2 separate regions of the Homo sapiens genome follow, and region 2 is linked to region 1. Evidence: chromatin loops called from intact Hi-C (ENCODE). Cell type or tissue: mammary epithelial cell. All regions are shown on one strand.

Evidence for each region. A loop is a pair of places that touch in the nucleus more often than their neighbours do. Peaks named below come from ENCODE experiments on the same cell type or tissue, not always from the same donor. Only the 100,000 strongest peaks of a DNase experiment are listed, where the experiment ranks them.
Region 2: a loop joins it to region 1, with 3 times the contacts of the local background. A loop is called at or near these places in 5 of 110 quality-filtered maps.

Annotation. Positions count from the first base shown.
Region 1 is chr3:130,275,116-130,277,615 of GRCh38, reverse strand. It overlaps LOC105374106 (a long non-coding RNA gene), which reads left to right and starts at 913. Exons shown (of 2, transcript XR_924479.3): 1 at 913-1,000; 2 at 1,641-2,183. In mammary epithelial cell, a CTCF peak has its summit at 1,258; no DNase peak of the experiment used is centred here.
Region 2 is chr3:130,698,835-130,701,334 of GRCh38, reverse strand. All of the region lies in intron 13 of PIK3R4 (phosphoinositide-3-kinase regulatory subunit 4), which reads left to right. Among named protein-coding and RNA genes, the nearest start is that of PIK3R4, 47 kb to the left of the region's middle. In mammary epithelial cell, a CTCF peak has its summit at 1,370 (motif pointing left); no DNase peak of the experiment used is centred here.

The DNA.
Region 1 (2,500 bases):
TAAGGGTATACAAGGCAGCCTATAGGAGCTACTGATTAATTCTTTCTTGAAAGGGGGCAATGGGAGATGTTTTCCTGAGAGGCAATGAGAGCTGAGCTGGGTTTTGGCACAGATAATGGATATGGTACATAATAGATGCCTATTAAATATTTGTAAATAAATTAAATAAAGGCATTTCCCACAAAAGTATCACCAAGGGCAACAGCATAGGTGAATGGAATATGGCGTTTCCAGGAAATGGTATTGCTCAAATGAAAAGTTGGAGGGTCAGAACAACCGCCACCATAGGTGAGGCTAGAGATGAATGCAAAGGCTAGATCTCTGAGAACTTGCACAAATGATTTTCGTTGTGTCCTGTTGGATTTTGGAAGCTAGGGAAATTTGAAAACAATGCAAAAAGACATTCCAGGTAAAGGAACTATGATGAGTGTGGTTTGTGCTCTGCAGTTCCTGCTTCAAGGAAGAACTTGTTGCCCCACCTGCTAGGAGTGCTGTGAGCAGAAAGGCTTCAGCTGGTCGACTTTAGAGCCTGCCACAGTTTCAGAGCTGCCACGTCCACAGGTATGCCCTTCTGGGTGATGGAGGCAGGGGATACAGACCCAGCCAAGTTAGCCCACACTGGGGTAACTCACACAAGCCCACTTAGGTCCAGAGATCCCTGTGGGGTTGGCCGAGGCTGCCATCACAACTGACCTGCACTGCAGTTCAACTTCTCTTTCAGTCCACTCCTACTTCCACCCAGGCCAGAACCACAGGGGTGGGGTGGGGTAGGGTGGGGTGGGGTGGGGGTGGGGGTGGGGGCAGCAGATGGAAGAGCAGGGAATCTGAGGCAGAAATCAAGCCCATCCTCCCACCCCTGTGGCTCTGACTTTCAGAATTCTTTGGTGGCAGCTAACGGTTTGGAACAAATGCAGTATAGCTCAAGGAGCCCTGGTCTCGGGATAAAAAGGAGTTCAAGGCCAGTTTCTGTTACGGGTCTGAGCCAAGCCACATCACTTCTGTAAGATAGTTTATCCCAAAAAGGGGATGAACAATGCCAACATCCCAGATTTAGTGGTGGGGCTGGGCAAATACATGACATAACATGGGAAAGTGCTTTATAAACTGTGTATACAGTAAGAGTGGGTATGAATATTGAAACAATAGACAGTTGTTTCTGCCCTTGGCTATATTGTTGCTACCTCGGAATTTATGGAGTGTAAGGTTTATGTTGAGAGTCAGAGGACCTCCGTGAAAGGGTTATACCGCCACCTAGTAAACACAGGGAGAACTGCAGTTGGATCTCATGAATGTTCCAAGGATGTGTAAACTTTAAAATCCTAAGCTCCTACGGGCTGAATGGACTCTCTCTTGGCAAAGGGAACCCCAGAAATACCTTAAAACTGTATTCCCAGCCATGACGGGATGGAAAGTCAGACATGCCTGGTTATACCTCCTCCTTTTAGAGTTTAGACACAACTGACCAGCATTAATGTTAAAATAGGGATCATAAGACTGACAGAGGAGACTTTTCATGGCAATAAGATACCAAATTATAAACAGGACCTAAGACCATACCAGGCAAAGGGTTAAGTCACACACTCCTGCACTTAAAGAATCAACTATGTTCTAACTGCCACAAGGTTTCTCTTTTTCTCCAGCAGCTAAACAAGCACTGGCCTCCAGATAAACAGTATTAAAACAATTACAACTCATCCAGCTCACAGATGCTGATTCACTGAACCCCTGTTCCACCGACCAGAAACAGCTTTGACTGGACAAGAGGCTGAATTCAGTAACTTTCTCCTGATGAGAAGACCACCAGCCATGGACTGGTTCTTGCTGGTTTACAGAGACTGCACACCTGTGTACCTTCATGTCCTGAAAAGATCTTTTGACATAGGGGCTAGGTATAATACATTTCATCTATTCATTTCAAAATGAACATCGGTCATAAGTTACATGTATGTTTATCTAACATGCCTGTGTCAGGACCACTTTCTTGAATACTCAGCTCCTCCTGTAACTTGTTGAACATGTATGTTTAGCCAACCTTTTCAGCATAAAACTCCTACCCCAACCCCTCCTCCTTCCAAACGCCTGTCTCTGGTCTTGGCTAGAGGCAGGCTTCCCAGCCTGTGGGACAACCACCTTGCAGGCTGTAACCTTTTATAAGAATTAAAGCCTCTTCTCTTCTAAATTTATAAATTATGTTTTTTCTTAAGTTAACAAGTGGGGACAATCAACACACTTGAATGTTTCTTCCCAATGATCTTCTTATTATTGAAACTTTGCCTTGGTGTTCCCAACTCCTGGACATAGGAAGGGAAGAATGGGAATAAGAAATAGAAAATAAATCACAGTTCAAATCAAATACCATCCTCAGGATAGATCACTTTGGCCATTTTATGCTCAGGCAGCTGAAGTTATGCCTAAAACAGAGAAATGCATATACCCATTCATATGATGAGCAGCTCTGTGGCAGGATGGAGCATCTGCCATTTAATTCCCGTCAAAAAAT
Region 2 (2,500 bases), 420 kb before region 1:
TGCCATTGTTGGCCAGGTTGGTCTTGAACTCCTGACCTCAAGTGATCCGCCCGCCTCAGCCTCCCAAAGTGCTGAGTTTACGGGTGTGAGCCACCGCACCCAGCCCATTCTTAGCATTTTAATTAGCATTTTAAGTACCTCTTCAGATAATTGTTTTCCAAGTGGTTCTTTGTTATTATCAGTTGGATTCATTGTCCCCTTTATTAGGATGGTAAATTGCAAAAACCCTGCTTGTTAGTTCTCAAGTGATTTTTATTACAGTCATACCTTCTGTATCCCAGTGTCATGCTTTAGACAGTGGTATTTTGGTATCACATTTCAGATAATATCCCCCAAATTTTGGTAATTTAGCTGACTTTATAGAATTTGGGAAGTCTGTATGGTTAGGAGACTGGATCTCCTCTGAATGCAGTTACTCTTTTGCTTTGCTGTAACACCTGCTCTCGTTTGTGGCCAGCCATGGGCCTTGGCTTGGGAAAGAGGGTAAGAAAATGCAGTGTGTCGCCCTTATCACATGCCTTTATTGACTGGTGAGGGGAGAAGGAAGCAATTCTTATTGCCAGAGCCAAGTGGGAAACAGCTGGTGGCAGGGAAAGAACAGCAAAGCTAATGTGTTTTCTTAGGAAATGTTACTAGTACATTCTGACTAAGAGGAGTTTCCCCCATGAGTGATGTTGGCAGACCATTCAGTTCCCAGTCCTGATTTTCTTACTGAATTATGACTGGTGATTTGGACTACCTAGATCTTGGCTCTGCCATTTTCTTTTTTCTTATTTGAGTTAAACTTTCAGTTTGTCTCTTTGGGACTAGTTCTTGAAAAATTGCTGTTTTTCTAAACTTTTGCACAGCTTTTTCAACTTATTTGTTTATAGTATTCTAAATTATATTTTCTATGTTTTCTTCTTGTGCTACCTTATTTCTGGCTCATTCAGCTTCTCAATTTTAGGGGAGATGGATGCATTTGGTATTCGTTGAAATTGGGGTGGTAGTAAAATATCTAAATGGAGTTCTATCACAGTGAAAACTTAAAACAATATGAGCAGTACAAAAGAAAGTTGTCAATGTTAGGGTTACATGTTTTGGAGTCACTGGTAGTGTTGAAAGTCAGCGTTTTTGAGTGGCTATGAAGTAAAGGGAATATGAAGGGCAACAAAAGCCTGATGTCTGAATCTTAGGAAGTTAAATTTTTGGAACAGGAAGAGAGGGGCAAGAAAGGGAAAGAGAAGAAACCATTTAAGTTAATATTATAAACTACAATGAAAGAGAAAACTTATGAAAAGAATATGTAGGCCTCTCTCAGTGAGACAAAAACCCTACTAGCATGAAAACCTCATAATGCCATTGATGCACTCTCATATAGTGCCCTCTGGTGGAATGCAATTGATACCTCTTTCCTGGAGGTTTTTTTACAATATATGTATCACAAGCCTTTATGATGTACATATCCTAAGGAAGTAACTAAGAATCAACTCAGATTTAGTTTCAAGACTGTTCAGATTGACTTTCTTTATAATAGCAAAAAATTAGGAGCAAACTAAAAGTTCAGCAGCAGTTATCAATGAAAAACATTGATAATTGTGTTTTTTAAAATTAGGTTTAAGAAAAGCATATGGGGTTTCTATTTTGGAATGGCAGAGTAAGGACCTCCAAAAATCTGTTCCTCCATAAAGCAATGAGAATACTGGCAAAGACTGTCAAAGTCAATTTTCTGAGAACTTTGGAAATCAGCTAACACCTTTCAGCAATCTAAAGTGGATTCAAGAAAAACACCTGACTCTCAGTAAGAATAGTGAGCCATGTCGTCCTTAACTTACTGTAATCTTATCCCCCTTTACCAGCTCTGTGGTAGTCTGGAAAAACAGCCTCACAACTATGGTAGTTATGAAAACTAGCCCCTTAGTAGACAGTGGAGGGGTCATAATGGCATTGGAGCTCCCCAAAAGCACATCTCCAGAGAATTGTCACTATTTGACCTCTGTGCCAGCTGGCTGAAAAGTTCTGTTTTCAGGGCCCATCTTTATTTGACTTGGCCCATACCTTGTTCTTTGAGAAAACTCTTACTCACAGGGCACTTGTTGAAACTAATCAGCACCATTTATTTAACATAGCAGTCATCTTGAGGTGGCATCAGCAGGCTGACAGAAAGCTTAAAAGGAAGAACTGGGTAATGAGATGTCCATATGGGCCTTTGAAAAGTTTTGATCTATTCTTGGGTCCTTATAAGACCACATGTATGTGTAGAGTTGTGCACATACCCAGGAAGAAACTGAAAAGACCAAATTCTCATGTCTGGCTGGCTTTGAGACTCTGTGCAAGCAAGAACTGAAGGCTAAAGCAGAGATGTAAAATGCTTGATGGAGTGTTGAAGGTGTGCCACAACACAAACAAAACCCTCACTTAATTGTTCAAGGCATTGAAAGAAATACCTGCCAGTTATTAGGTGATCACTTACCTAACTGAACAGAGACTTCAGTGGCCACATATGACAAGGAATACAGAC